Regions from separate parts of the Homo sapiens genome. Here all the other regions are linked to region 1. A link is an interaction called in ENCODE POLR2A ChIA-PET data of the cell type or tissue named here. Cell type or tissue: MCF 10A. All regions are shown on one strand. Each heading gives the region's core, and the rest is flanking DNA. Links, peaks and the distances in the headings are about the cores only. Region 1 holds the start of KRT6A (keratin 6A). Region 2 holds the start of KRT84 (keratin 84). Region 3 holds the start of KRT82 (keratin 82).

Evidence for each region. ChIA-PET counts read pairs that join two places held together with the same protein. Peaks named below come from ENCODE experiments on the same cell type or tissue, not always from the same donor. Only the 100,000 strongest peaks of a DNase experiment are listed, where the experiment ranks them.
Region 2: POLR2A ChIA-PET joins it to region 1 with 24 read pairs; 2 of 35 experiments call an interaction of 5 or more read pairs at or near these places.
Region 3: POLR2A ChIA-PET joins it to region 1 with 11 read pairs; 2 of 35 experiments call an interaction of 5 or more read pairs at or near these places.

Annotation. Positions count from the first base shown.
Region 1 is chr12:52,492,029-52,503,390 of GRCh38, reverse strand. KRT6A (keratin 6A) reads left to right here and starts at 10,134. Exons shown (of 9, transcript NM_005554.4): 1 at 10,134-10,742. The coding sequence starts at 10,203. In MCF 10A, for the core only: no CTCF peak of the experiment used is centred there; DNase peaks (open chromatin) are centred at 7,120, 7,760, 8,690 and 9,950.
Region 2 is chr12:52,383,867-52,393,578 of GRCh38, reverse strand. KRT84 (keratin 84) reads left to right here and starts at 7,927. Exons shown (of 9, transcript NM_033045.4): 1 at 7,927-8,539. The coding sequence starts at 7,994. In MCF 10A, for the core only: CTCF peaks have their summits at 2,186 and 2,385 (motif pointing left); DNase peaks (open chromatin) are centred at 1,728 and 2,408.
Region 3 is chr12:52,395,952-52,407,313 of GRCh38, reverse strand. KRT82 (keratin 82) reads left to right here and starts at 979. Exons shown (of 9, transcript NM_033033.4): 1 at 979-1,447; 2 at 3,405-3,613; 3 at 5,965-6,025; 4 at 6,692-6,787; 5 at 7,165-7,329; 6 at 10,306-10,431; 7 at 11,082-11,302. The coding sequence starts at 1,037. RefSeq lists enhancers at 10,820-10,989, 11,112-11,362. In MCF 10A, for the core only: no CTCF peak of the experiment used is centred there; no DNase peak of the experiment used is centred there.

The DNA of each region.
Region 1 (11,362 bases), core at 7,032-11,031:
TCACAACAATAGGCCGTAGAAAAAAAAACACATGATTATATCAATAGGTGTATTGTGAAAAACAATTTCACAAAATCCAACACCATTTATAATGCAAACTCTTAGTAAGCTTGGAGGAGAGGGGAAATTTTACAACTTGATAAAGAACATTTACAGAAAACCTGTGCTAAGATTATACTTAATGGTGAGAAACTAGAAGCTTTCCTGCTAAGATCAGGAACAAGGCAAGGATTTCCCCTCTCATCACTACTTTTCAAAATAACTGGAAGTCCTAGTTAATGAAATAAGACAAGAAAAGGAAATGAAAGTTATACAAATTGGGTGGGAACAAATAAAACTTTGATCACATGACATAACTGTCTATGTAGAAAAAAAGATGCAATGAAAAACTACCCAAACTTACAAGTGATTATAGCAAAGTTGCATGATACAAGGCTAATATAAAAAGTCAATCACTTTCCAATGTACTAGCAAAGAACAATAGGAATTTGAAATAAAAAACATGATACTACGTATATTAGCACCTCCAAAAATGAAATAGTTGGTATAAATCTAACAAAATATATACATATCTACATAAGGAAAACTACAAGCTCTGATGAAAGACATCAAAGAACCAAATAAATTGAGAGATATTGCACGTTCATGGATAAGAAGATTCAATATTGTCAAGATGTCAGTTCTTCCCAACTTGATCTACAGATTCAATGCAATCCCAATCAAAATCTCAGCAAGTTATTTTCTGTAGACCAAAAAATGGATTCTAAAGTTTTATGAAGAAGCAAAAGATCTAAAATGGCCCAACAAAATATTGAAGAACAAAGTCAGAGTACTGTCAATACTTAACTTCAAGACTTACAATGAACTACAGTAATAAAGGCCATGTTGTGTTGGTGAACGAGTTGACAAATAGGTCAATGGAACATGATAGGAAGGCCAGAACTAGACCCACACAAATATAGTTAACTGGTCCTTGACAAAGAAACAACAGCAATATGAGGGAGCAAAGACAAATGCTATTGAAATAATTGAATACCCCACATGCAAATGAATCTCAACACAAACTTTACACTTTCCACAAAATTAACTCAAAATGGATCATAGCCCTAAATGTAAAATGCAAAGCTATGAAACTCCTAGAAGATAACATAGGAGAAAACCTAGATGACCTTGGGTATGGTGATGACTTTTAAGATACAACACCAAAGCCATGATCCATGAAAGGAATAATTGATAAGCTGGACCTCATTAAAATTAAAATCTGCTCTGCAAAACACACTGCCAAAATGAGAAGGCAAGCCACAGACTGGAAGAAAATATTAGCAAAAGACATATCTGATAAAGGACTCTTATTCAAACTACAATGTATTAGATAACTCTTAAAATTAACGGTAAGAAACGACCTGATTATAAAATGGACCAAATTCTTTAACAGACACATCACCAATGAAGATAATACAAATAGTAAGTAAGCATATGAAAGATTTTCAACATCATAGGTCATCAGAGAAATACAAATTAAAACAATAATGAAGTATCACAACATGCCTATTAGAATAGCCAAAATCCAGAACACTGACAATGCCAGGTGCTGGTGAAAATATGCAGCAATGGGAACACTTATTCATTACTGATGGGAATGCAAAATGGTATAGCCACTTTGGAAGACGGTTTGGTAGTTTTGTACAAAAGTAAACATACTTGGCCGGGCACAGTGACTCACTCCTGTAATTCCAGCACTTTGGGAGGCAGAGGTGGGCGGAACACGAGAGCAGGAGTTTGAGACCAGCCTGACCAACATGGTGAAATCCTGTCTCTACTAAAAATACAAAAATCAGCCGCGCATGGTGGCGCTTGCCTGTAATCCCAGCTATTCAGGAGGCTGAAGCAGGAGAATTACTTGAACCCAGGAGGCGGAGATTGCAGTGAGCCGAGATCGCGCCACTGCACTCCAGCCTGGGTGACAGAGCGAGACTCTGTCTCAAAAAAAAAAAGAGTAAACATACTTTTGCCATACAATCCAGCAGTTTTACTCCTTCATATTTACCCAAAGAAATGGAAAACTAATGCCCACATAGAAATTTGCACATATATATTAATAGCAACTTTATTCCTAATTTTCAAAACTTAGAAGCAACCAAGATGGGTGCTTAGACAATTGGCTGAATAAATAGACAATTTGTGGTACATCCATACAATAGAATTTCATTATTCAGCACTAAAAAGAAATGAGCTATCAAGCCATGAACAGGCATAGAGGAGCCTTAAATGCATATTGCTAAGTGAAAGAGGCCAGTCTGAAAAGGCTACATACTGTATGATTCCAACTACATGACATTTTGAAAAAGGCAAAACTATGGAGACCATAAAAAGCCCAGTGGCTGCCAATGGTTAGGGGGGAAGAAGGAATGAGTAAGTGGAACAGGAGGATTTTTAGGGCAGTGAAACTATTGTGTATGATACTATAATGGTGGGTTGTTGCAGGCTGAAAGAGTGAGGGTCGTGATCAACTCAGTATACCACCGGAGGCTGTATGAGTAAACAGCAAACTAGTCTCATGAATGCAGGTTGTTGGCAAACTGACAAACTGCATCTGCCACCCAGAAGGAATGCTGAGGGCAGTCACGCTGGCAGTGTTTCTCGTGATTAGGCATAATTGACACCTGTTAACAGTAATGTGAACCTGTGATCAATTAAGCAGCTGACCAATCATTACCTCCTCCTCCCTGCTCTTTCTACACAATAAATACGAAGGGCTGTGGAAGCTCAGCGGGCTGCCTTTGCTCACTAGAAACATGGAGCTCTCTTCTCCCCTGGACTCCTTCTTTAAAACAGTTTCTCTGTCTTAAGTTTTCATTTCTACGTTCGTCCCCCTTGGTTCAGTCCCATGGTAACCGTGGCAAACTGCCACAGTGGATATATGTTATTACACATTTTTAAAAGACCCATAGAATGTACAAAACCAAAGTGACTCTAATGTAAGCTATGACCTTTGAATAACAATGGCACATCAATGTAGATTCACCAATTGTAACCAATCTGCCACTCTGGTGGGGGATGTGGATAATGAGAAAGCTATGCATGTGTGTGTGTGGGCGTGGGGTTTATATGAGAATTCTTTGTAGTCTCTGTTAAATTTTGCTATGAACCTGAAGTTGTTCATAAAGTCTATTTTAAAAAATTGTACAATTAATTTGGAAAGCTAATACACATTGACCCTTGATGTCACAATTCAATTTCTAGGTATTTATTTAAGCAAAATGAAAACATTTGCCCACAGAAATATTCACAAATATGTTCATAACTGCTTTATTCACAGTAACCCCAAACTGGAACTATCCCAGGAACTCATCTGTAGGAATGAGTAAGCAAACTGTGGTATATTCATACAGCAGCACACCACTTAGCTGTAAAAAAGCATGAAATACTGATACGAACAACAACCTGGATGAATCTCAAAAACATTTTGTTGAGTGAAAAAAGCCAGACACATACAGCATGTATATAAATGGCACATGTGCAGTATGCATACACCCTATGATTCTTTGGTGGAAAAATCAAAACAGTATTTGCTTGGTGCAGTGGGATTCATAGGGAAGGTGCACAAAAGAATTTTCTGGAGTAATGGGAATATTCTATACCTTGATAGGGTGTGACTTATAGAGGTGCATGGATTTTTCAAAATAGATTGAACTCTGTACTTAAGAGCTACACATTTCACTGTATGTAAATTCTACCTCAATAAACAAAACTGTTTTCTTAAAAAGAGAAAGTGGTTGGGCATGGTGGAACTTCTCTTTAATCCTAGCACTTTGGGAGGCTAAGGCCAGAGGATCACTTGAGCCCAGGAGTTGGAGGCTGCAGTGAGCTATGACCGTGCCACTGCACTTCAAGCCAAGCTGTGGAACAGGGAAAGACCTCCATCTCTAAAAAATGAAATAAAATGATATGCAATAAAATAAAAATAAAGAGAGAAAGAAGATTTCACTTTTCCTCTTTCTATAGTGGAGATAGGAAAGAAAGACGTGTGTTAGGAATGGAACCTCCTTGTGGATGGATTAGCCAATCTACAGTTTCTGCCACAAGGTCCAGACTTTCCTAGCCATGTTGTGTGTTCCTCTGTGCCTATCTGGAAAAATTCAGGCTATTTCCCTGAAACAGCTGAGGGAAGGGAAGAGGAAAAAGAGAAGGAAATTAAATTTATCAGATCCCCCTGAGGCCTCACTTGCAACATGAGTTCCACAGACTTCTGCCAGAATATCAATGATCTGTCGCTAATCCTGCCCCTAGGCTTAAAGTGAAATTATACAAGATTAACAGATGGAAGCAGCCAGGAAATTCCAGGAAATCTCAGAGGAGACTGGCTTGCTTTCTAGGGTATTTGTACTCTAAGAGTAAAATGATTTGAAAGTAAATTTTATAGGTGGGAATTACTCCAGATCATTCCAAATGTGGAGGAATTACCTATTACCTCATAATTAATCAGATATTTTCCCTGAAATATTTTCCTGAATTAACCAGATATTTTCCTGAAATAAAGGGTGTTTGACCAGAAGGCCGATGGAGTGAGACATCCCTCTGTAAGAATTCACTTCATCCTATCTTTTACATTATTTAAGCCAGGCCCTGGGTATGTCACTGGGGGATAGTTGAAATATTTTTTCCCAAGTATACTTAAAAAAAATTAGACTGTGTAGTGAGGGGAGCCTTGCAGCAGTGAGGAAGTAGAAACCAGAGTTCAAAGTGGAGATGGGATAAGAAGGGAGATGGGAACTGGGGAAGGCAGTGGAGAGAAAAGGAAACCAGTCCATTGGAAACTCTTCTTGCAGTTTTTACCGGTCTCTCTGGAAGGCTGGCAGGGCTCCCTTCAACCCTGTTCTTATCAAGGACCTCAGCCACGTGACAGAAGGAGAGCCTGGTCCTTCACCTGCACACTATCTCCTGCTCACAGAGGAGGGTTCCTGCCTTGTCCTGTTGTGCAGCCTGTCCCTTTCTCGCCTTCTCATCTTTCCGAAAGCACTTCTCTGCACTTCCAACCTCCCTTCTTGCCTCCCATCATCAAAATGCCTCATTCATAAGATACACACTGCTCTTCCTCCTCTAACTAGTGTCCCCACACGGATCAGGAAAGCCAAAGGTTGTCCCCTTCTTCCAAATATGCCCGTCAGTGCCCAGCCCAGTTGTGCGCTTTCCAGTGATGTAAACATCCAAGTGCACCTACTTACCCAGTACCAGCATGCACAGGGTGAGTCAAGACGGATTGGACACATGCAAAATATGTCACTCGGTAACTACATTTTATATGAACATGCGTCAAACTCAATGTGTAGAGAGCCATCAGAGTAATTTCTGTAATTGTGCAAACACTCAATATTTGCCCCTCGAAGCACAGAACATGCATCAATCCTGTAGGCTAATGATTGTTTCCAGTTCACTCCAGGCTCCTTGTCAAAATCCACTTTTTTTTTTTTTTTGACACAGGGTTTTGCTCTGTTGCCCAGGCTGGAGTGCAGTGGCATGGTCATAGCTCACTGCAACCTCTGGTTCCCGGGCTCAAGCAATTCTCCCACATCAGCCTCCCAAGCAGCTGGGATTACAGGTGTGCACCACCATCCCCCATTAATTTTTGTACTTTTTGTAGAGAGTAGAGATGTGGTCTCACTATGTTGCCCAGGCTGCTCTCAAACTCCTAGACTCAAGTAATCCACCTGCCTCAACCTCCCAAAGTGCTGAGATTACAGGCGTGAGCCACCGTTCCAGGCATATAATCTACTTTTGATGGTTGAAGTGGCAGCTACAATGCTTCCCTCCATCCCTCAAGTCTGTGAGGAAGAGGTTCTTGATGTATCCTCAGTGGGAAAGTCACATGGAGTGACATCTGGGGATTTAGGAACCACACTTTTAAGGGCAGGTTGGCCTGTGCAAAATGTTATTCCAGTGACCTCTGGACTCCACAACTGACCTGAGATAGAGCCCCATCCCGCTGGAAAATGGAGTTGTGAGACTTCCTGCAGCTGTAGAGAAAGCCACTCATGGATCATGTTCAGATAGGCAATGCTGTCAATGTTCTCTGCAAAAAAAAAATAAAAAAAAATAAACGGACTGTGTGTGTGAAAATTGAGAAACAGAAGGGAAGCTCCAGAGCTAGGTGCATACTGAGTATTCATAAACAACATGATTACTAAGTAAAACAATTTTGAGGGATTCAAGACTCTCTAAACCACTAGGTCTACCATAGAAGGCTGCACATCTCACACTAGCCTTCGTGCTTCTGTCTATGTTGCTTACACGTGTGGCTGCCAGTATTTCTCTTTCAGTGGGTGCTCCCTAGGGACAGGCCTGGCTCGCTGGGATTCCCTCTGAGCAGCATCATCCTGCATTGTGGCTTGCAAGATTAGGCACTGAATCTTAAAGCTTTTGATGATGATGACAATAGCCTCTCCCTCATTCTCATCTGCCAACTCCACCCTGGGAGGCAGAACGCCTAGGCAAATCCTCTTTGAGGCAGACTTTCCATGAGCTCAGGCTTCAGGAGCTCCCTCCTGTCCTCCCTCCACACTGGGAACAACTCAAGAGTGCAGGTTAATCCCTGGGCCTGGAACAAAGGCATTCTGCATTCCAAGGCAATCAGAGACAGCTCCCACCTGAAGGGAGGCTCTCCCGGCAGAAGGAAGAGGCTGGGTTCAGCTGTCCCCTGGGGAGGAGGCTGGCTGTCATCCTGCTTACTCATCCTGCGTGCTTTGGTTTCTCTCACATAGTTGCCTGAACCATCACCCTTTGTTCTAATCTTCTTATGAAGGTTGTGCCTTCCCCACTCGGCTCTTCTAGGGAAACAGAACACCTCTGGGCACCACCATGGGACATGAGCCATGGTCACCAGAGAGGTTTCACCTGAGAATAACCATCCAGGGTAGATAGGGTGGCCTGCCTATGAACATGACCCTCTCCTGGGATAGGTGGTCGCTGGCAGAGGTAGACTCAGAGGCAGAGAGGGCTGGACTCACAGGAGAGAAAAGAACAGGGCCCAGCCTAGGGCAGCTGTCTGAAAGCAGGCCAGGAACAACAGGCACCTCCCACACCAGGACAAAGAAAGACATAGACAATCAATGGCAAATGAGCCAGGTGCAAACTTCCCCTTTTAGTGGTGGTGGGGCCTGGGAAGAAGTGGAATCAGAAATAGATCTTCCGGCAGCAGCAGGATTCCCTCCTCTCTAACTCCCCCTCCACTGTCTTAGAAGCCCTTCATCACCTCTCATGAGTCCTCCCAGCTGACCTCACTCTATGGGGTCACTGGACTTGGTTCCCAGAGCATGCCTGGCAGCTGGGAATGGGAATTTTTTTAAAAAACCTCTTAGTAGATATATAAGAGAATGTCATATAAATTTAGCAAAAGGAGATACACTGGTGTCAGGAAATTAAACATGGCACTTTATATTGCTGGTGCTGTCTGATGCACACACCAAGCCTAGATTGAATAAGATGTTGAAGTTAAACCATCCTCTGATAGACTAAATGAATTACATTACATATTTTATTCAGGGATGAGTTCACCCCCACACTTAAAAAGACAGGAACTCATTAGTGAAAAAGGAACTGATGCAGTTGGCACTGCTGGTTAATAGCAGCTGCCCCTGTGTGTGTACCCCAGAGAACAGCCTGAGACCCAGCAGAGGATGGGCAGGGGAACCTGACTCCATAAGAGGGAGAGCAGTCTTCTGGGCTCCTGCCAAGAACTCAGAGGTTGGATCCTCTCTCCAACCACCTTTCCTTCCAATCACTCAGACAACATGCTGCCTCCCCCACTGGGCGGAGCTCTGTCTGCCCCATGCTGCTGCTCAGCAGAGTGGCTGCAAGCTTGCAAATTGCTCTTCTGATCCTGTTGCTCTTCTGCCTTCTGCGGCTCTGTGTGGCATCTGGGAGCAGGGCAAACCTCTATACATGGCTTCCTAAGTCCTTACTAATGTGGCACAAGCCTGCAATGTTGGTTTCATTTCTCTTACCGGTCTCTGAACCACCCTCCTCCCCCACACACATACCCTGCACTTGTGTCCCTGTTCTTGACGCTTCTTGTGGGCCTCTACATACAAAATGTCTTCATACTTTCCTATGATAATATTAGCTTACCTTCGGTGAGAAATTATATGCCAGATGCCTTGCTAAGACCTTCAATTAATTATCTCACTGAAGCCTCACAATAGCACTTTGAGGCCGGTGCTATGTTCACTCCCAGTTTACAGGTGTAAAAACAAGGCACAAAGGGTTTAAGAAAGTGCAGAGGGACACCCAGGTGCTTGGTCATGAACCTGAGCCCTCTGTCTCCAAAGTCCATGCTCTTAACCAGGGGTTGGCAAATGTTTTCTTTAAAGGGACAAATAGTGACTATTTTAGGCTTTGCAGGGCATACAATCTCTGTTGTAACTACTCAGCTCTGTCTTTGTAGTGTGAAAGCAGCCGTGGACATTGGACATTGACACAGACATAGGACACTGGGTAAATGCATATAGCTCCCACCTGAATTGCCAACCCTTCTTACCCATCCTAGCATCATTCATGCCAAGCCTAAAGCCTCTATCCCAAGAGAGTAGAGTGGGTCGGAGCACATACCAGAAGGAACACTTCTTTCCCAGAACTGGGTGGAAGCACATTCTTGGTCAACCATTGTGCAACCAGGGTGGAGGGAGGGGAGCTGCTTCCGTTGTCTTGAGAAGGTATCTCGTTCTTGCCAGACGCTGAGTTAGCACCTCCTTTAGACAGGGAACACCCTGTTCTCCTGGATGCTGTGTCCCCCCCTCCAAATGTTGGAGAAATGGGACTGCTTTTAAAATAGTAACAAGAGCTTTCCTGAGGCTCTTCTTAGCATGGGAGTTTGTTCTTCCTCCTGCGGTTGCTCATTTATCCATAGGTTCTCACAGAACAATATTGCCCAGGATTGCTCTCCATTCTCCTCATGCACAGTGCTTAATGCATGGACTGGAGAAGTGAAGCTCATTCCTCTGTAAACCAAGCACACTCACCTTTGTCAGCCTGCCCACCCTCCCAGAAGGTGTATATGGATTTGAGATTTCAAGCACTGAGATCAGAAATTAAAATGTGGAATTGACATGTTACATCATCACACTTGTAAGGGCACAATTTTATGATTCACAGCTTCCATATGCCCCTTGACTTTCCCTACACACCCAATTAAACTGTCTGACTCTTGATTCTTAAGAAATGTCAAAATCTGTGGGAATAAAAATCCAGTGAATTCCTTAATGATTTTTATATCACTCATTTTCCGTTGTTTAAATTAAGCTCTATGTAAATGCTCCAAAACAGCAGGGAGAAGGTGTCTATAAATTTCAACTGGAAAGGCAGATTTACATGAGACTAAGCTCAATAGGAAAGCAAGCACTGGAGAGAGAGGTGCAGATATGGAAAGAAACTCCTGGCAGAAGTCAGGTCTCTGAGCACCCTGGGCAATGTCTGCTCCCTTCATTTTAGGTAAACGGCATGTGGGCAGGTGATCACACAGTACACAGAACAAATGTTGCTCCTACAGTGTAAAGACTCAACTCCTCTGTCCCTCTTGCCTGACAAAGGAGGGTTAGATCCCCAAAGCAGACCCCGTTCCTATGTCCAGGACACAAGGGAGGACAGCCAGGAGCTCCAGAAGAACTGGTCCAAATGCAGTGGAAAAAACACAACAGGCTACTTCTTGCTCAGGCCATCGGGCAAATGCCCATACGCCCTCAGGAAGGATCCCACTCAGAGGGTGAGGCTGGTGCAAGTGGAGTAGAAAACCTGTGTGGGAAGGGGGCACACAGGGAGTGTCTGATGAAGAAGAAGGAGGGGACAATTATCACAGATCAGCTCCTTGTCTCCTTTGTTTGAGGACATGACTAACTCATGACTTCAGTGAATGTATACCCGGGCTTATTGTGTTAGGATCAAGTCAAGGCTGGAAGGCAGGAGAATTTCTCTATGACTAAAGGAAGCCAAAAAGCAATCTTCATATTTCATACCTTTCTAGAAACTGGGTGTGATCTCACTGTTGGTAAAGCCCAGCCCTTCCCAACCTGCAAGCTCACCTTCCAGGACTGGGCCCAGCCCATGCTCTCCATATATAAGCTGCTGCCCCGAGCCTGATTCCTAGTCCTGCTTCTCTTCCCTCTCTCCTCCAGCCTCTCACACTCTCCTCAGCTCTCTCATCTCCTGGAACCATGGCCAGCACATCCACCACCATCAGGAGCCACAGCAGCAGCCGCCGGGGTTTCAGTGCCAACTCAGCCAGGCTCCCTGGGGTCAGCCGCTCTGGCTTCAGCAGCGTCTCCGTGTCCCGCTCCAGGGGCAGTGGTGGCCTGGGTGGTGCATGTGGAGGAGCTGGCTTTGGCAGCCGCAGTCTGTATGGCCTGGGGGGCTCCAAGAGGATCTCCATTGGAGGGGGCAGCTGTGCCATCAGTGGCGGCTATGGCAGCAGAGCCGGAGGCAGCTATGGCTTTGGTGGCGCCGGGAGTGGATTTGGTTTCGGTGGTGGAGCCGGCATTGGCTTTGGTCTGGGTGGTGGAGCCGGCCTTGCTGGTGGCTTTGGGGGCCCTGGCTTCCCTGTGTGCCCCCCTGGAGGCATCCAAGAGGTCACCGTCAACCAGAGTCTCCTGACTCCCCTCAACCTGCAAATCGATCCCACCATCCAGCGGGTGCGGGCTGAGGAGCGTGAACAGATCAAGACCCTCAACAACAAGTTTGCCTCCTTCATCGACAAGGTGAGCCAGTGCCATGCCCTCCATGGGGCACTTCAGGGTCCCCAGACCAGAGGAGCAACACCTTCCTGCCAGGGAGACCTAGGAGGGAGGGAGAAGAGGACTCAGCCCAGCTCTGCAGAGAGTGCAGATGGCTGCTGGTGCCCAGCAAGCAGCAGGGATGGGCATCACTCCCCCATGGGATCTCTGGAGTGGCCCTCACTCCTGCCTAGGGAGAACCATAACTTTTCATAACCCTGAAGCACAGATGAGGCCATCAGAGAATGGAGTAGGTTAACTCTTCCCTTTGAAGCGTCAAAGAAAATGCCAGGAGTACACGGGCTGGTAAATTACACTCTGGGGTCTGGATAAGAGGAAAAAATATTGGAAACAAAAGAAAGGATATTTTGGCTAGATTAAGAAAAAAAAGACTTAAAACGTTTATACGTTATGTGGAAATGTTAATTAATCCTCAAAACAAAGAATGACCATAACATCAGGATGTTTTAGAGGAGAGACTTGCACAAATGGGAAATAAGACGGGAATCAAATCATTGGGCAACATTTAACATCTCTTCTAACTGAGGTCCTATCAGTAATAAAAACTGTGTAAAATTTATCAGATGAATACTATTTTATAACTA
Region 2 (9,712 bases), core at 145-4,144, 100 kb after region 1:
TCCCGAACCATTCTCAGTGCCTGGATACCCCCAGCTCCAGGAAAGCAGTGAAGATGGTGGCAGCCCATGGAGTGAGGAGGACCAGGACACTCCAGTCTCCTCTCCCCATTTAGAGAGCCCAAGACCTGGAGATTTGGCGGCGGTGCTTCCACCCTCTGTGAGGCCTCAGTCCCCTTTCCTCTGCCTCACCGACCCCCTGAAACAGCCCCTCCTGGGGGGTGCTTTCCCCCTTATGGCTCCCCTCTCCTGAGAGTTGGGATGACTCCCCACTCTCCCCAAAGAGCACCCATGCTGCGCCAAGCCCTGCATTAGAGGCTGGTGCTGCAGAATTGACTAAGACTCCCTCTTAACCTTGGAAGGACGCTCAGCCTCCCGGAGAGAAGATTCATAAATAATGAGGGCCAAACAGCATGGGAGCCCCAAGAAGCAGCTCACGACTGCCTGGCGAGGGTCAGAGACAGGATCACAGGGAAGACTGTATGGACAGGGGCTGAAGGGAAGTCTAGAGTCAGATCTGAGAGCAAGCATAGTCAGCAGAACCCATTCCTTCACATTCTCATTGGCTCATTCTGCATCTCTCAAGCACCTGCTATGGGGCTGGCTACCCAGGGCCTGGAGACTCAGTGCGGAATGAGACAGCCCTGGTCACGGCCAGTTTACCCCATAAAGCGCAGTAGACACTGTATGTGGGGCCGATGGTAGAGAATGTAAGATGGGGCAGCCACTGTGGAAGACAGCCTGGCAGTTCCTGAGCGTGGTCCCCACAGAGGTACAAGGTGAGTCAGCACTATCACTCTTAGGCATACATCCAAGAGAGATAGAAACCTATGTCCATGCAGAAACATGCCCGTGAAAGTTTATCACATTACTCCTAATAACTAAAATGTGGAAACAACACTGTGTAGACATGTCACAGTGTCTATCCAAAATATGGCACACCTACACAATGGAATATTCTCTGCCATATAAAGGAGTCCTGTGCTGATACATGCTACAGCATGGATGAACCTTGGAAACATTATGCAAAGTGAAAGAAGCCAGTCACGAAAGGCCACCTATTTTACAATTCCATTTGTATGAATGTCCAGAATATGGGAATCCACAGAGAAAGCAGAGCTGTGGCTGCTTAGGGCTGGAAGGAGGAGAATACAGAGCTTAGGGGAGTCATAGAAGCCACAGCTAAAGGTTGCTTTGGCCCGGTGTGGTGGCTGCACCTGCAGTCCCAGCCACTTGGGAAGCTGAAGCAGGAGGATCACTTGAGCCCAGAAGTTCAAGATTGCAGTGAGCTATAATCGCACCACTGCACTCCAGCCTGGGTGACAGAGCAAGACCTTGTCGCTTAAAAAACATTTTTTTTTTATAAAAAATAAAGGTTTCTTCTGGGGTGATGAAAATGTTCTAAAATTGGCTGTATTGATGGTTGCACACTCTAAAAGCCATTGACTCTTACATTTTAAATGAATGAATTATATACAGTAATAGCAATTATATCTCAGTAAGGCTATTTTTTTTAAATGGGGCCTTGGCCGCATGCCCCATGGGCTTACAGCCTACCGGGAAATACAGACCGGGGACACAAAATTACAGCTGTGAGGACTGTTGTGATGGTGGCAGAGCAGAAGGCCATGGGGACAGAACTGAGAGTCCCACCTTAGTCCTGAGGCTCTGGAAGCTCCCAGGAGGAGGGGCAGGCAAGCCTGAGTCCTGGAGGCCCACGGGACTGTCTGGGCAGGATGCCAGCAGCAGGCTCCAGGCTGGGGCATCACAGCTGCCAGCTGGGCACGCAGCACATGGCTGGGGCCTGTGAGTGTGATTCCGGGGATGCACATCCACATGCTGGGAAAGAGAGAAGGAAATGATGGATCTGAGAGCCTTGTTCCCACTTGAAGCCTCGTCTCTCTGGACCTGGGCCTGGATCCAGCTCCACTCCCTGCTGAGGACTAATTCAGAGCACCCTAGAGCCAGAGTGACCCTCCGCCCTGTAGTCAGCAAACAGATTCCAAGGAGACTGGCCACCCCATCTCACAGATGGCTGCTCGAGGCCCAGGAAACGGCCCACCTTGGTGTTGGGACTGAGCTAAGAATGAAGCAGAAGAGGGAAGGAAGACTCCCCCCACTGCGGTGAGGTAGGCTCGGGGCCTGGTAACCACCCTTTTGGGATTTTGGTTCCAGAGTGCCTGGCCCCTGATAAGTGTCTGCTGGGCAGGGAGGCTGCCTGGAGTCATCCCATAAGCACTGCTCATCCCAGGAGTGTGCTCCCACGCTCAGCCCTGGATGTGAGCACAGAGACCAGGGCACCCCCTCCAGGACACCCACCAGGGACTCCCCAGCATCGTGCAGCTGTGTCCCCATTCCCCCTTCCTCCCCAGGAGAGGAGACATTCAAAACAGGCGGGACAGATGTGCCTCCTGGTGGTGGCTGGGATGTCTGCATTCCATTCAACACAGCAAACACCTCCTGAGTGTCTTCTGGGGTCAGCCCTGCAATGGGTGCTGGAATACAGTAGGAACAGGCCCCGGCCCCCTGCCCTGGTGAGAAAGAGAACCGTCTGCATGAAGCCAGAGTTTCACTGTACTCGGCTTGGCCTGGAGTCTCCTAATCCCAGCCCCTCCAGAATGTGCCAGTGAGGATAGGATGGGGAACAACCCAGAGAGGCCTAGGGAGGCTGGGGGGACCTGAACTGGAGCTCTGTATTTCTGTGTCTGTCTCCACAGAAAGTCTCCCATTTCCTGGCCCTCTTCCTCCTGAAGCTTTCAAGTGCTCACCAGAGTTTCTCTCCCTCCCACACAGCTCCTCCTTGTTCCCCTGGCCCCTCCCTTGGGTGACTCTGCCCCTAATGGCCCTTCCTCACACCAGTCACATCTGTGGTCCCAGGTCCACCCACGATTGCCACACTCCAGCCAGGGTCACCAAGTACCCAGAAAGAATCCTGGCAGGGGCTGGAATTGGGAAAATGGCTCTAGAAATGGCACCCTGAGCAGAGGAGGGGGTGCTTGGAGTCGCTGAACCTGGAAGAGGCTGTCCTAGCCATCCTAGCACCTAAGTGCAATGCCAGGCGCACATTAGCAACCAATAAAGGTGTGTTGAAGCAAACTGAACTAGATGTCTACCAGGAGCAACATTTTCACTCTGGACAGGTGACAACCATGTGGGCCATGTGAGACATCGCATTAAACCTGAAAAAACCATCCTTCCTGGAAGAAGTGAGAGGGGTGGGTAGAAAACAAGAAGGGGGTGCTTTATCTTCCGTGGGGAGGCGTGTTCATTCATCTGAGAGGGGAGAGAGGAGGAGGTACTGGCAAGGGTGGACCTAGCCTCTCACACACACCCCCTGCCCCCCGACCCCCACCCCTGCTGGGGGGACTCTGAAGCTTCCTTTCCCAGCAGGAGCAGGTCTTAGCATGAAAACTTCTCCAGCCAGTGCCTCTCTCCAGCACAAACTCGTCCCCAGGCTAAACAGAAGCCCTCTGAAGCCTTCTCAGAATCTGGGCTTCCCCTGTCATCCCCTTTCCCACACACACACCCAGCCACAGTGCAAACAGCGTTCCCAGAACCTGCATGGCCAACCAGGATGTCCCCCTCCCTCAGGCAGCCCTTCCCCTCCCTTTCCTCTGCTCAGCGTTTCTGCCTCCTCCCTGCTCCACAGATAGGATCCTGATGACCCAGCAGCCAGGCATGGTAATGCAGCCACGGAGCCTGGGCTCAGCCCGCAAGTCTCTGGAGTTACACTCAGGCTGACTGACAACAGCAAGAAGAAACTGTTGCAGCAGCAAAACCTCCTACCCAAAGTTGCCAGGGCAACTCCGCCCCCTCTCCCCACCTGCCACCCCCTAAAAAATGACTGAGGGTTGTGTTATGCATCGTCTGGCGAAATAATGCCTCCAAACTGCAAACTGCTGATGGTGACAGTTCATCACAGAGCAGGGACTATGCTTGACTGGTCCCAATTACAATTACCCCCACCCCACCCAGCCTGATCAGGGTTGAGGGAAGCTGGGACATGGGACAGGAATGGCTAATGGGGTATGAATGCATCTGCCATGGGAGCAGGAAGGAGGCGGGTGTGGATGGGAACAGGGATGACTGTGTAGAAGTGAAGGGAGGATTGTGCAAAACAGAGAAGAAAAGGGAGGAAGGGAGGGAGGAAAGAGCCAGGGAAAGGAATGGAGTACAGTAGCAGCTGCCAGGCACTGCACAGTGCACATCCCAGGCACTTCCTAGTCAATCCTCATCATACTATGAAACAGGGAATATTCCATATTAACATGAGGAAACTGAGGCTTAGAGGTTAAACAATTTCCCCAAGGTCATTGGTATACCATAGGGGTGGAAGGGACTACTACCATTATTTAGAATGGCCAATGCATGCTGAAAATTGTTAATAAGCTGATTGGTTGGTTTTAAAGTTCTCTGCAGAAAAGTTCCCCTAGTGCCTGCACCTGCAGCAGAACCTGGCCACCACCCTGCCCTTGGTATAGCACTATCCAAGATCATACTGCTAGTCGGTGACAAATCTGAGTTTCACCCAGGTCCATCTGACTCTAAAATTGATATCATCTTCTGGGTCCCCACCAGGGTTCTCTAGGCAGGCCATCCCTCCCACTCCCTTCCCCTTTCACCTCCACCAGACAGCCTCTGGTCCCCCTGCCCCAATCTCCTGGAACCCCTCGCCTGGCCTCAGAGGAGTGGGATGCCCTTTCGTTCAAGCAGCCTGGCTCAAACCCCAAGAGGCTGGAACTGGGGGACAAACTGGATTGGTTCTCCTTTGAGCTCTTGAGTTTCTGCCCCACCGTCCCCTCCTGGGCCATTCCTGTCCATTTGGGAACTTGGAGTCTCTTTTTCCCGAAATATCTGCAAAATCAAATGCCCAAATTCCTGTTCTTCATACTTCCTATTTCTTTCTCCTCCTGCTTTTAATCTTCACAGCCTCTTCCATTCACTCAACGAAACTATACAGAATGCCCACCATGTGCCCCACTCTGAGTCCTGGGGACCCCTCAGAGAGCAAAATGCACAGCAGTGTCTGCCTCCTAAAGCTTTGCTCCAGCCAGTACAAGTCAACGACAACAACAGGCAAATCCACCCAAGAAGAGGACCTCAGATGGCTGTAAATGCTAAGGCGACAAGGAAGCGGGGCAGGTGTACAGGGAGGACAGGGAGTTTCCAATAGAAGCTAAGAGGATGACATATGAACAAAGCCCTGGAAGAGTTGAGGGACCCAGCCATACAGCTATTTGAGGAAAAAGGTTCCCAGCAGAGAAAACAGCAAGGGGGTAAGCATTCGAGGCAGGAGTCATTCTGCCTGTTTGATGGACAGCCAGGATGCTCAAGTGGCTGCAACAGAGTGGGCAGCGGGACAGGTGGAGGGGATGAGGTCAGGGAAGAGGGAGGCACACTGCATAGTGTCTTACAGGGCATTGACTCTGAATGGGTGGGAAACCATGGGAGGAGTTTCGGCATGGAAATGGCATGATCTGACATGTTTTTAAAGGATCACTCTGTGCTGCTAAGAAAAGCCTGAAGGGGCAAGGGAGGAAGCTGGGAGACCAGCTGGGAGTGTAGTTCAGAAGATCCTGTGGGAAGAGATGGGCCTGGGCCAGCATGGGAGCAGCAGGATGGTGAGAAGGAGTAGGAGTCTGGATATATTTTGAAGGGAGAATTTGCCAATGAATTGAATGTGGGAAAAGGGAAATAAAAAACAGAGGACAAAAGGATGACTCCAAGATTTCTGGCATGAACTATTGCAGAGATAGTGATGTTGGCAAGTGGAACATATTTAGCAGGAACAATTAGGAGAACAGTTTTGGTCATAAAGTCATCCCTCTGTATCTGTGGCTCCCACCTTTGTGGATTCAACCAACTGCAGATTGAAACTCTTAAAAAAATTGCATCTGTGCTGAACAAGTACGGACTTTTTTCTTGTCAATAAAGTATAACAACTATTTACATAGCATTTACATTGTATTAGGTATTATAATCCAGTGATGATTTCAAGTATACAGAAGGATGTGTGTGGGTTACATGCAAATACTACACCATTGTATATCGGAGGCTCGACGAACATCCATGGATTTTGGTATCCACAAGGGGTCCTGGAACCAACTACCTGGGGATACCAAGGGACAACTGTATTAAGTTTGAGATGCCTATCTGATATCCAAATAGAGATGTTGGTTAAAATATATGTGTGGCGTTTAGGGGTAGGGAGGTCTGGGATAGAGTTGTGCCTTGGCAGTCATGAATGAACAGATGGTATTTAAAGTCCTGAGTCTGTATAATATCACCAAGGCAATGAGTCTAAAGAAGAGAATAGATACCCAAGGATTGAGCCAGGGACTCTGCAGTGTCTAGAGGTTGGGGATATGAGGAGGAACTGGCTTAGAAGACTGAAAAGAGTGTGGCAAGAAATCGAGAGAGTGTAGTGTCCGAAAATCAAAAGAAGAGCGTGTTTCAAGAGAAAGGGCATGGTCAGCTATGTGAAGAAAGTGAGAACTGAGGACAGACCATTGAATTTAACATGGAGGCCACTGGTGGTCTTGACGAGAAGTATGCACTTCTTATTGTTTTTCTGCTTCATTTCCCCCTTAGACATACAGCTGATAGCTGGAAAAAGAAAATACCGCACAAATGAGCTGGATGCTTCTGGTCAAAAGCATACATCCCCTTCCAAGTGGAATTGCAAGCATCCCAAAGAATCTCAAGCGTCCAGTCAAACATGAGTTCCCCTGGGCAAAGGATGCACTAGAATAGAAAAGGTAAACACCAGCCTGGCTCAGGGTCCTAAAAGAGCTGCAATATTGCTAACAATGATAATATTCAGCTGCTGAGAACTTTTCCTTTTCTATCCAGATGTATATTGCTTTGTGTCTCTCTATCCTAACCAAAGATTCATCAATAATTCAAGGAACCTAAATGGACAGGCCCATAAATCACACCTATGGTATATTTGGGGGCTAAAAATCATGTAGTTAGCTTTCTATACAGAAACTTTCCAATGCTTTGGCCTCAAATCATGCCACAAAGTGTTGACTGCTGGAAATCCTCAAGATAAATGTTCTGCTGGGCATGGTGGTGGATGCCTGTAGTCCCAGCTATCTGGGAGGCGGAGGCGGGAGGATCACTTGAGCCCAGGAGTTCAAGACCAGCCTGGGCAACTAGATCATGTCTCTAAAAAAAAAAAAAAAATTTAAGATAAATCTTCCCCTACTACCATGAAGATAGAGACTGTCTTTGTAATCTCTGTACCCTCAGCAGCAAGCACACTGCTGGATACATAGCAGGCACTCTAAAACTGTAGAATGAATGAATATCTCTGAGTGTCTCAAATCACAGATGTGTCTACACTAGCCCAAATGAGCTTTACTGTAGATTCAACTCTTGTATACTAAACAGCCATATTGGATAAAACATGGCAGAAGGTTTTTTGATGATTTAATTGATTTGCAGAAATGCAACAAACTGTATTTTCTCCATATCACTTCTTACTTGGAGATGTGCACACACTCCCACCTCTTTAGGGGGTTATATCTTCATGGATGCATCCCATGTGAGCCTCTTGCTGGAGCTGTCGCCATCCTAACTTTCTGGTGGTTAGCCACACTCACAGTGAAAAAACCTATTGCATTTATGACCAAAGCAAATTAATGTCCCCTTAATGGCAATTGTGGTAGACTTATAGGGAAAAAAAAGACTATAATGTTTATATGTTTATGTGTTTTTAATGTTTATTGGTTTGCTGTTACAGCCCTCATCCCAATGAGACTAGGTGTGTCTGAGTTAACTCATTGTCAAGGAGGTTATAGGCATGCAGAGTTTCTGCTAACTACCCAAGCTCATAAATGCCTGCAAATGGATTTTTTCATTTTTATGGGGCCAAGCCTCAGATCACCACACACATAAAAGGGGTGCAAGGGTTCCACTGGCCTCAGAGGGACTCCCAGCTCCAGCTCACCCATTCTACACTTGCTCTTTTGCTCCCAACCAGGAAGCCATCATGTCTTGCCGCTCCTACCGAGTCAGCTCTGGTCACCGGGTGGGCAACTTCAGCTCTTGTTCAGCAATGACACCACAGAACCTGAATCGCTTCCGGGCCAACTCTGTCTCCTGTTGGAGTGGGCCTGGATTCCGGGGCCTTGGCAGCTTTGGTAGTCGGAGTGTCATCACCTTTGGATCGTACTCACCCCGGATAGCAGCTGTAGGCTCTCGGCCCATCCACTGTGGAGTCCGCTTTGGTGCTGGCTGTGGGATGGGTTTTGGTGATGGGAGAGGTGTTGGTCTGGGGCCTAGGGCTGACAGCTGTGTTGGTCTGGGCTTTGGAGCTGGCAGTGGCATTGGCTATGGCTTTGGTGGCCCTGGCTTTGGTTACAGAGTTGGAGGGGTTGGAGTCCCAGCAGCCCCATCTATCACAGCTGTGACTGTGAACAAGAGCCTACTGACCCCCCTCAACCTGGAGATTGACCCCAATGCCCAGAGGGTGAAGAAGGATGAGAAGGAGCAAATCAAGACCCTCAACAACAAGTTTGCCTCCTTCATTGACAAGGTACCTATGATAGCTGAATCTCTGGGTCTAGGAATATTACAGCCAAAATGCGCTAGAGTGCTCTTTCCCTTAAAAAGAACTGGCCCGGTTCTGGGGACTTGACCTTGACCTCAGATCTTTCAAGTGCCTACCTCAGGCATTGTGGTATGCTTTATGGGTTGCTCTGCTGCAGAGCAAGGCCAAGCCAGAGGACGAGCTGCATGGTGGGATAGATTCCGACAGTGTTGATATCTTCTGGAGGACAGAGGAGCATCCAGCCAAACTCGAGGGCATCTCGACAAACTAAGATGTTGCATCTGGTCACTTAGAAATGTCTCTGAAACAGGCTGGAAACACTGGGACTTTAGCCAGGTGTTGGCTGGTATATGCTTAAGAGGTTTTATTCTTTGAGATCCTTTTGTTCCTTATGAAGTTTTCATAGTTTCTGAGGCTGAGTGGCCTCATCTATTCAGGCTTAGAAAAGTAGAGAATGGAGTTGAGTAATTAAAAAAAGAAGAAGAATTCATACCCCCACATGGGGTATCAAAATTCGGCCAAGTTGCCTAGATTCAGGGAAATTGCAGGGAATGACCACTGGTAGTCACTGGCTTCCAGGCAGATGAGTGGGAACAGTGATGTGGATAACCCAAAAGAACTGACATCCCACACACCATGTCTATGTGGAGATGGAATGGTTATGTCTGAGAATGAAGGATAACCTCTGTAAGTTTTGGGTTCTTCCTCTCTAAAATGAGGGGCTGGGGTAAAGGGTCTGTAAGTTCTCTTCCAGCTCTACACATAGCCAATGGAATATCTGCGATGTTGGATAGGACTTACAATCTGAGAATTCCTACCTCCCAGTACCATATCCCACCCCAAATGTAGTTTACTCTGCTCCCCATTCTCTGCCAGGGATGCCTGGCATCAGTTTTCAGATATAGGCAAACCAGAGCTTAAATAGAATCAACCCTTCCAACTTCCTGATGTACCAGTGTACAGCTTTCTTAGAGACTGGATAGGGGAATGGTACTGAAGTGCTATGGTTCAAAACCCCATATTGGTAACTAGGCCTAGCCGAGCACAAGGAGGGAGTCACAACCTGCCCTTCCAGCTTCTGCTGAGTTAGTGGAGGAATGAAAGTCAGCAGAGGAGAGAACCCTGTCGACATGTGGTCAAGTCATCGCTGGCCATCTC
Region 3 (11,362 bases), core at 6,791-10,790, 96 kb after region 1:
GGAAAAGAGGAGGAAAGAGAGTGAGGCGGGGGCTTCAGACATCTCCAAAGAGCTGTGTCTGCGACCTGAGCTGGAAAGAAAACCTGAATCCCACCTCCACCTGAAAATTCCCAAGGGCAACAACTCTCCCCAGAGACATCCTCAGGCCAAAGCTGGCTCTGTTGACCTCAGGGACACTCAGGCTGGGTTGGGCAAAAGGGGAAAGGAACAGCCACATGGAAGCCGAGACCTGATGCTGAAATCATGCCTTCTGGGGGCCCCAGAAGTGTTGAGGAGAGCGTCCCTTCCTCTGCCCTTCTCAAGCACCAGGCCTCTCCTCTTGAGTTCCCTGCAGCCTTTGTGGACTGATGGGCCCTGTAGAAAAGTGTCTATGCCTGGAGTCTGTCTACCTTCAAGACCCTCATGGGACAGTGGGTCACTGAGCCAGAGCTCAGGAGGGTTAAGGTCCGGCCTGTTGTAGGGAGGATTCTCCCACCCCAAAAGCCTTCCTCCTGGGAACTTCCTGACTCACCTAGGAGCCCACAGAGGGCACTTGGGTTGAGGATCTGCAAAAAAGCCTAGGAGCAGCCTTGGGGAAAGAGCCAGAGCATCTTTAAGCATATGGGACTTGCCCTCTAATCCCAGAGAAGCCAGGGTGTATAATTCATGGCACGCCTCCCCTCCTATGAAATGACGTAGTCCCAACTCTCCCTTTCCTTGAGGCTGAGCCACTGGATACATGGAACATATCTGTCTGGTTGGCCCCTTTCATCACCCCCACAATCAAGGAAGGAGGACAAATAGGATTTTTATAGGGCCCACCAGCACTGACCATTGGCCCCTTCTCTTTGCTCTTCGCTACCCTAATTATCCACCTTGCTACTTAGCTCTGCCAATATCCCAAGCTCATAAACCTAGTTTAATGGTGATTTGGGGTTTGACACATCTCAGTCCTCCATCCCCCTACCAGATAAAAGGGGGGAAGCTGAGCCTGACTTGATCATCCTGCCCCGGTTCTTTCCTCCAGGGCCGCATTTCTCTGCCTCTCTCTCCTGCCATGTCGTACCACTCTTTCCAGCCAGGCTCCAGGTGTGGCAGTCAGAGTTTCAGCTCATACTCGGCTGTCATGCCCCGGATGGTCACCCACTATGCAGTGAGCAAGGGGCCATGCCGGCCCGGGGGTGGTAGGGGCCTCCGAGCTCTGGGCTGCCTTGGCTCACGGAGCCTGTGCAACGTGGGCTTTGGGAGGCCCCGGGTAGCCTCCAGGTGTGGAGGTACCCTGCCTGGCTTCGGGTACCGACTGGGAGCCACCTGTGGGCCTTCTGCCTGCATCACCCCTGTCACCATCAATGAGAGCCTGCTGGTCCCACTGGCACTGGAGATAGACCCGACTGTGCAGAGGGTAAAGAGGGATGAGAAGGAGCAGATCAAGTGCCTCAACAACCGTTTCGCATCTTTCATCAACAAGGTAAGGGGGCAGTGGCCCAGGGCCGTGAGAGGACCCACTGCAGATCTGGGGTCTGGTCTTGTTCTGGTCCAAGGGAACCAGGAGGAGACTGACATTGAGGAGGCCTCAGTTTATCCAGTGGCCTCCCTCACATTCCACGACCACCAGCCTTTGAAAGCCAGTTAGATCAGATTCTGCACTAAACATTTCTGCTTCCTTGTCTTTCTTAAAATATATCATCTTTCTCTGAATATTATCTGACAAAATCACCAATCACCAAGGTTGCCTGAGGTCAGACTATAAGAGGAACTTCCAAAGCAATACTGAAAGGAATGACCAGAGAGGCAGAGAAATGCCCTTCCTGATGAGGCTTTAACAGTAGAACCGCCTTCTGTGTGCCTGAGCTGTGTCACAACTCTTGAGCCTGAAGGTGAGGATGGACACTGTGACCTCAGAGTTTCCAATCATTTTAGGCCTGGGATGAGAGGAAAGTGGACAGTCAGAGCTAGAGGCACAGGGTGACGGTCACAAAAGTCTTACATCTGTCATCTCCAGAGCCACTGAAAGGCTGCTAGGAAGGCATGCCTTCAGAAGGTGCTGAACTGAATCTGCACCCACTGCAGGAACAGTGCAGATTCCCACATCTACAGCACAGCACCCACTGCAGGAACAGTGCAGATTCCCACATCTACAGTATAGCACCCACTGCAGGAAGAGCGCAGATTCCCACATCTACAGTACAGCACCCACTGCAGGAAAAGATGTGGCATGCCTTCTGAAGGTGCTGAAGGACTCAACAGCCTCTGGGTCCATCCCACGCCCCAGGGAGGCTCTTGGGGTGAGGATTCATTCCACAGTTTGAGCTGGTGTTTCTGGTGACCGTAAGGTTTAGGGGCAAGAGTCCTGGGCCAGAGGTCAGGAGCCCTGGCCACTGGCATTGACTCTACTCCTACACCCGGAATCCCCGGGCAAGCCATTCACCTCTTGGCCTTTGGACGGTGCTGCCCAGTGAGGAAGGGGAGGAATGACGGTGGGAGATTAGAGGAGGTAATATATGCCAAAGTGCTTCACAGAGGAACTTGTTTAGTCAAACTTACAGTTTTATTTCTAAAGCTTATTAAGTTCTGGCTATAAACTTATTCCAAAAACATGGGCCCGAATTAGCAACAACATCACACCACCTTCTGTTAGGCTGGGAGCCTCCTGTTGATGCAGCCACTGACCAGAAGTAGGGCAATGATACTTCTGTAGTTTTCTTGACAGACAATGCACGATGTGGAAAATTCCAGAGCAAGGGCTGGAGACCACGTTCCCTTAGTCAATGTCCAGCCGGGTGGCCATGGTGAACTTACTCAACTCCTAATCTCAGTTTCCACTTTACGAAAAGGGAGGAGGAGGCCAGCAGCTGTCCACATTACTAGGACCTGGACTTTTTTCAGATACAGCCATGTAGGATGCAGCACAGTAGGTGAAAAGAGCTTAGAGTCCCTTGATCCGTCTTTTCCCCTGAGTGTCCCTAGGCTGTCATAAAGGAAAGCCTCGACCCCCAAGCTTCACATCCTCTGACACTAGTATGAAGTTAACAGAGTCCCTTCCCATACACTGTCCCAGGTAGGAGCTTTGGGAAGCAAAGTGAGGCTTGAAGGGACAGGATGTCTTGGTCAAGGTCACGAGGATAGAGAGAGGCAGGCAGGCAGTGCTGAAACAGGACTTGCCTAGGCCTCTTGGAGAAGTACCATCCACTACAACACGCAACCTCTGAGTGGAAAGTAGGGGTCCACTAGGCTCTCCCAGGCAGGGGAGACACAGACACACATGCCCTCAGATGCCAGTCTATGCAGAGACCCTGATTTTTGCAAATTCTAGTGCACTGGTAGCCATGTGTTGGGAGACAGGGCAGAAACTCATTCCATTGCCCTCTCTAAGTCATGGTCCCCAGGATCTCTGCTGCCTGGTGATATTCCATTCTTGGCTGCAGGTCCGTTTCCTGGAGCAGAAGAACAAGCTGCTGGAGACCAAGTGGAACTTCATGCAGCAGCAGAGGTGCTGCCAGACCAACATCGAGCCCATCTTCGAGGGCTATATCAGCGCCCTTCGGCGGCAGCTGGACTGTGTGTCCGGGGACCGCGTGAGGCTAGAGTCAGAGCTCTGCAGCCTCCAGGCTGCACTGGAGGGCTACAAGAAAAAGTGAGTCAGTGCTGCTTTTACCCCACTGGTGGACCTGGGGCAAGGGACAGAAACAGTCTGGGCCCTGATTCCCCATTTATAAAATGGGAAGCCTAAACTTAGTTCACTGGGTGGCAGAACAGTTAGGTGGGATGGTGTCAGCAGGGCACCCCACTTGGCACACGGTAGGAGCTCTGAGACTGTGTATTGCCATCTCTCTCCCCACTACTCCACCTAAATAAAGCCCTCAGATCTCTCTCTCTCTGTAAAATAAGCTCTTTCATGTGTGGCTTCTGGAGCTCCAGCTTCCAGCTGAAACTGCCTGTTGTGCCTTTGCAGATCCTGAACTACTTCCTATTCCACAGACAGATCCCCAGGCCTCTTCCCTCCGGGCTTTTGTTCCTGCTGCTTCTCCTGCCTGACACACCCCTGTCAGCATCTCTCTGCTCCATGTCCAAGCTACCACAGCCCACCTTTTCTCTCACCCCCAACTCTGGCTTCCTGCACAGCCCTTCTGCCCTTTCCCTGCATATCAGGCTCTAGCTCCTTCTGCCTCACTTCCCAGTTCTTTGTGGTTCCTGTTTTGTCTTCTGCCACACTTGCTCCCCCTGAGGATGAGCTCCAGGTCTAATTCACAGCTTGGAGTAGGTGGTTGATAAGCATATGGTAATTAAGTGCTTTCAAGAGGCTGAGGCCCAGATAAATTTTCTCACCAGGTCCCGGGCTGAGTGCCCCATGGGAATCCAGTGTCCTATGGGAATCCAGTGCCCCATGGGAATCCAGTGCCTTGTGACAGTCCAGTGTCCTATGGGAGTGCATGTTAGAGGCAGGCAAGTTGAAACAGGTGTCTTTCTATTGAGGAGAAACAGGGCAAATATACTGAGAGCAACAGGTCATAAGGGTTTGGGTCAGTGAAGTGGAGCCGTGTTGGGGACACTCACTGCAGGTGTCAACCACATGCCTACTCAATGCCAGACACTGTGCTAGAAAGTGTGGGTGCTATTGAAAGAAAAAAGGCTAACTCTTTCCCAGTCCAGTGTGCACAGACCACCTGCACCTACACACAAACAGAGAAGAAGGGAGAGGAATCCCAAGAAAGGGAAAGAGCGGGAGTCCAGGAAGCCTTCCTGGAGGAGGTGCGATTTGCTCTGGCCCTTGGAGGATAATGGCTCATTCCAATGGCATTATCCTCCATTTTGGAAATGGGGAAAGGACAGGAATGGGTGGCAAGAAAGAGGAAGGGCCTGCCAAGTGAAGGGGACAACTCTAGCAGACTGTGACAGGTGAGATGCAGTGAGGCTGTGGGAGGGCTGGAGGCCAGCCTGTCAGCAGAAGCAATGCCTTTCTTGAGGAGTGAGTAGCAAGGTGAGATTAAGAGACAGGATTTGCAGCTCAAGATGAGAACTTTGGCTTTTAAAAGTGAGACAATCGGGGAAGGATGAGGTCCAACTGGTATTTTAAGAATAATAGCAAACACTTTCACAGTACAGAGCCTGTACCAGGCACTGTCCTAGTGCTCTTCAGGTATTAATGCATGTGACATGTTAGCTCACAACAGCCCTGTGAGGCAGAACTAGTGTTAGCCTCATTCTATGGATGACGAAGCTGTGCATCATGAGGCAGAAAGGCCAAGTCACTTACCCAACTTGCCCACAGCTTGCACGGGACAGAGCCAGAATTCAAACCCAGGGGGCTAGGCTCCAGAGTCCAGGGCCGTTGCTGCAGCAGTTCTGCTGGAAAAAAAGAGAGATGGACATGATGAAGCAGAGAAGCTTTTAATGAATTGATGCTGCTTATCAAACTGAACCCCCTGACCAATTCCCTCTGCCTTAGGGGAGTGGTGAGTGGGCTGAGGAGCCCCAAGGAGCCTGAGGAAATAGCCTGGCTGTCTCTGTGGGTCTGGTAAGATGGATAATTGCTACCTCTGCAAATGGACCACAGGTAGAGGCCAGGCTCTGAACCCTCCCAGCGAGGAGGATGCACAGGGTCAGCCGGGAATTTCAGTGACTCAGAAAAAAACAGCTAGGCCAGCAGCACAGCCTTCTTCTACGTTCCCAAGGGAGGCCACTAGGTGAAGTGAACCTCCTCAGCAGCAAGAGAGAATGAAGGTAGCCTTAAGGAGGATCTCCCAGGGAGGACTCATCGCGGGAGAAGGTTCCTGAGGAATGGGGAGAAGAGTAAACTTGACAAGTGGCTACTCATCCATCTCAAGTGGGTGGAGGAGCTAGAGTTGCCAAGACAGGGCTGGACCTGGGCACTCCCCAGGGCATTCAGTCAGTGACAGGCAGAGTTGCCCCCAAAGGCCTGATGCCAAGATCTCTTCCAAAATCCACAAGCCCGACTAAAGCATTTTTTCCTGCCTTTTCCATCAGATACGAAGAGGAGCTCTCCCTGCGTCCCTGTGTTGAGAATGAGTTTGTTGCCTTGAAGAAGGTAAGGAGGAAGCTCAGAGAGGCAGAGCCCCTGAGCTGGCCTGCGTTGCCCCAGGCCACCTAGCCCTGAACTCAGTCCAAACGTGTCTGCAGCCCACCCACTCTGAAAAAGGGTTTTTCGCCCCTCAGACTCCTGTGCCAGCCCCACTAACTCTGAGAATGAGGAAGGCCGGCCTCCTCTCCCCCAACTTTGTCCCCTTGCAAAAGGCCAGCCATTGGCCTGGCCTCCACTTCCCCACTCATGCAGGCCGAAGCTGGGTTAAAGTCATGTCTAACCCTGCCCGAGCAGCTGGAGATGGGACAGATGCCAACGCCAAACCAAAACAAAAGCTCAAAAGCTCTGCCGCAAGCCCCCAAATACAATTGCGATGGTTCCTCAGACAGGTAGCCAGGTATTTCCAGGCCCAGGCTCTGCAAAGTGGGCTCTGAGATGCTGCTGCTAAGGCTCATTTAAGCCCCACCCCCTTCAGATCCTTTCCCATCAGGAAGCCAGGCCCAGGCCTGGGGTCCCAGGGCTAGGGACCCCTTTTTCCCCACCTCGGCTCCATCACCCCTTCGATGCCCATGGGTGTTCGTGAGGAAAGGTGAGCCCCACGCCTTCCCCCTGCCACCAGCTTGCCTGGGAGGTGGCCCAGCCAGGTCACATTCTGTCCCTGCTCTGCTGCAGGACGTGGACACAGCCTTCCTGATGAAGGCTGACCTGGAGACCAACGCAGAGGCACTCGTGCAGGAGATCGACTTCCTGAAAAGCCTGTATGAGGAGGTACCCACAGCCCTGACCTTGGGTGGTTAGTCAGGGCTGGAGCCAAGGGATCGAGAGGGCAGCAGAGTGGCCGCCCAGTGGGTACATTTCAGGGCAAGCATGGAAAGAGGTCCGCACTGTAGAGACGTTCTCAGGCGGTGAGACTCACAGAAGTTGGATCATCCAGGCCATGGCTCACAGGCCCCTCTGGGAAAGTCTCCACCAAGCTCTGGGCAACCAGAGGGTGGGGACAAGGAGTCAGTTGGTGACTGAAGCCCAGAACAGCCATAGCAGAGTTCTATGCACTCTGCTCTGGGAAGGTCAGAACGGGTTCTCCCCTTCTCCTGTCCCCGGACGCTCAGAGAGCTCACTCCTTCTCACATGGGCCCTGCCCCCAGGAGATCTGCCTGCTCCAGTCTCAGATCTCTGAGACCTCGGTCATTGTGAAGATGGACAACAGCCGGGAGCTGGACGTGGACGGCATCATCGCTGAGATCAAGGCGCAGTATGACGACATCGCCAGCCGCAGCAAAGCCGAAGCAGAGGCCTGGTACCAGTGCCGGGTGAGGCCCTGTGGTTGGGGGCAGGGAGACTGGAGAGGTGACAAACCAGGGGAGGGGAGGACCCCCAGACTCCTTCTCCGCAGAAGTGGGTGAGGAGCTAATGAGAGCCACGCCATGCCACAGACACAGGGAATCCCATAAAGCCCAGCTGCTGTTGTTTCTGCCAGGCCCCAGGCCACTTCCCTGCAGAGCACGTGGGAGGGACCCCTCCCCGCCCCGGACAATCCAGGCCTGTCATCAGGGTGCCAGGGCGCCCAGCAGTTTTTACCTGCAGACTCACTGGAAGTGCTCCTGTAGGCAGCGTTCAGTAAACACTAATTGGTTTTACTGAACTGTAATGATGGCAAAGAGGGCTCTAAGCTTCGAGGCGTGGGAGGAGGCTAGTGGCATGGGGTGGCTACTAATGGTAGAGCAGAAACAGTGATTAAGATGGCCTCAGACTTAATAATTAGGGGCTTGCTTGGAGGGCAGGGGGGCCCTAAGGGTAATTAGATTTAACAAATATCATCATCTCAGCCTCTCCTGCCCTGCCTGTGAAAGGCGCCATGCATGCATGCACTCATTGGTCCACTCATTCAACACTGTGTATTCAGCATCAACCACGTGCCAAGCACAGTTCTAGAAGCTGGAGACACAGCAGGGAACAGAACAGACACTAGTCCCTGCCTTCATGTCGCTTTCATTCCAGAGACAAGCTGGGTTCCAGGGTAGGGTTGGAGGGGCAGGGTGATGGATGATAAACAAGGCACATAAGTGCAGTGGATGTATGTTAGACTGTGATACCAAGTGCTAGGAAGCAAATAAACCAGGGGAAGGGTAGGGAGTGTTGGAGTGCAGTTTCAATTAGGGTGGCCAGCAAGGATGTGCTTCCCAAACCAAAACACCAGCTAGCAGGAAGTGATTGCAAAGGTGGAGCAGCAGGTAAAGGGAGTTTGATGACAGAGGGAACAAATTGTGTCACAAAGGCAAAGGTGTTGTCATTTGATCTAATCTTGAAGGACAAATAAGATTCAAAGGGGAGATGGGGGGAGGGTGTGCCAGGCTGAGCAGCAGGTGCTAGGACACAGCAGCAGAAATTGAGGGGCCTGGAGTGCCATGTGCTGTGGAGATCGGGCTGGAGGGGTAGCTTGAGGCCAGGTCACAGCATCTGCAGGGCTGTGCTAAGTCATTTGGCTTTGTTCTGAAGGCAGTGGGTGCCACTGCCCAGGGAGTGCCCAAAGTGATGCTCTGCCCATTTTCTGGAGCTCCATGGTGGTTGGAAGTATGAAAACTTGAAATGGAGTCAGCTCCTGGTGAACCTGTCTGTGACCCACCCACGGCCAGGTTTCACTCTGGCTGGCCCTTCCTCTGGTTGCCCCTGGCAACAACCATCAGCCATGTTGGGTTCAGGATTACAACCACCTCATTTTCCCATCCTGCTAAGTCAGAATCTTAGAGAAAATTCTATTAGTTGAAGATTGCATTTGGCTACCAGGATCAGAAATTCTAAAAAAAAAAAAAAAAGTTAAAATTGAATTTTTACTTTTTTCTAAAGTAGCTTGAAGTACAAAATAGACTGCCCAGGATGACACAGAGATTCTGTGACATCATCAGGGACCCAGGATCCTTTGAGTTCACCATTCTGCCATCTGTAATACATGCTCCATCCTCTTGGTTGCCTCATGTTCCAAGAAAGCTGCAGCACCTCCAATCTCACATGCTTACGCCTGGCAGCAAGGAGAACAGAGGCAAAAAAAGCCAACTGGGTCATTCCCCCCTTTAAAGAGCTTACCCAGAAGCCCTACCCAGCCATGGTCATAGATCTCATTGATTGGAAGACTGAGAAATATTCTCTTATCTGGGCTCATTGTTACCCTAAATAAAAGCAGTGTTCTATTTGGTTCTGGGTTTTTTCTGTTGCTGTTATTTTTGTTTTTTGTTTGTTTGTTTATTTTGAGATGGAGTCTTGCTCTATTGCCCAGGCTAGAGTGCAGTGAGTGGTGCAATCTCGCCTCACTGCAACCTCTGCCTCCCAGGTTCAAGTGATCCTCCTGCCTCAGCCTCCCAAGTAGCTGGGATTATAAGCATGCACCACCATACTCAGCTAATTTGTGTATTTTTAGTAGTGATGGGGTTTCACCATGTTGGCCAGGCTGGTCTTGAACTCTTGACCTCAAATGATCTGCCCGCCTCAGCCTTCCAAAATGCTGGCATTACAGGTGTCAGTCACTGAGCCCAGCCAGGGGTTCTGTTTTAAGAAGAGGACAATGGATATTTACTAGGCAACTGCAGACTTTCCTACTGTAACCAAATAACAAAAGAGCCAATGAGTGTGATTATGTGCTTATCTCTCATTTTGCATTTTCTATATAATATGCTCCCACTCACTATCAGAAAATCTAAAGTCAGCTAATTTTTTAAAACTTACAAATGTAATCTGTACACACTACTATTCAGAAATTGGATTCAGAGTGCAAAGGTTTTTATAAAAAAGTGTTACCTCAAGGTAGGACATAAATTGCATTTTGTTTTTTTTATTGTTTTTGTGGAAAACATACAAATGTTCTCATCCTGATGGGCAGACCCATCCTAATGGGCAGTCCTTGGTCTGTTAGGCAACCCAGGCTGAGCACAGAAACCCCTTCCAAGTTCCAGAGGCATATCTAAAAGGGAGGGAGCCCTCAGGTGAACTTGGGCTCTGGGACAGAGAAAAGGACCAGACACAGAACAGCTCAACAGAGGAGGGGATCTCAGAGGCTGGAGAAAAATCTAACAAGCCTGGAGCTGGGGATGGGGTGAGATGGGAATCAGGAACAGCCCACATAAAGGACCCAAAATTGCCCAGAAGCGGAAGAAGGTAAAGGAGCAGAACCAGTATGAGAACCAGAGAACACCTGAACTAGGAAGTCACGGGAGAAAAGACTGGGAACAGTGAGAAAAGAGGCTAGGAGATGCCATCTTGTGGGGCCTGGGGCTCTGACCTCTCTGTCCTGGCAGTATGAGGAGCTGAGAGTCACAGCTGGGAACCACTGTGACAACCTCCGCAACCGTAAGAACGAGATCCTGGAAATGAATAAACTGATCCAGCGGCTGCAGCAAGAAACCGAGAATGTCAAAGCCCAGGTGAGGCTGGGGAGGACTTCCTTGCTGCAACAGCCATCCTGGGCTGACTGGCCAGTCTGTGCCGTGCAGGGCGGGTTCAATCCTTGCTGTGAGTGCCATTGAAGAGGGAATAAACTTGTGCTGCCTTGCTCAAGCAGAAGCAAGCCCTTTCTACCAAAGGGCTGACCCACAGCAGGATGAGCAGCCACAGGAAATAGTCAGGTCCCCAACAGAAACGAGGTGACCAATGTCAAAGATGAGAAGCAAGGATGCTTCACTAGGTGCAAGTATAGAAAAGATGCACTCCACGGTCCCTTCAGACCCAAAGACTGTGATTCTATGATCCTGAAATTCAAGGTGACTCTCAGTTGTTCATAAAATCAGACCCACTCCATTCTCCTGGGCTAGGGAAGACCAGCTGGGCATTTAAAACATATTAACCCCACAGAAATTTCTCAGCATACTTAAGAGGAAAATCCCCGCTCTCTTGGAGGTATTTTAGACAGAAAACCCATCCCAGTTCCCTGGAGGAACCAGATGTCGCAATCCTAGGATGAAGCTCGCAAATGTGAGCCTGGCACGTAGCCACCCCCGTGTTCTCTCTGCTCTTCTGCGAGTCTGGCTTGGGGCTCCAGGGCCCCCAGTGATGCTTTTCTGCGCCCCTCCCACAGCGCTGCAAACTTGAGGGTGCCATAGCTGAGGCAGAGCAGCAGGGCGAGGCGGCTCTCAATGATGCCAAGTGCAAGCTGGCAGGGCTGGAGGAGGCTCTGCAGAAGGCCAAGCAGGACATGGCCTGCCTGCTCAAGGAATATCAGGAGGTGATGAACTCCAAGCTGGGCCTGGACATCGAGATCGCCACCTACAGGCGCCTGCTGGAGGGTGAAGAGCACAGGTGAGCTCCTCCAGGAGGGGGTCAAAGATGGGCTACCAGGTATGGCCATTACCCAGCCCT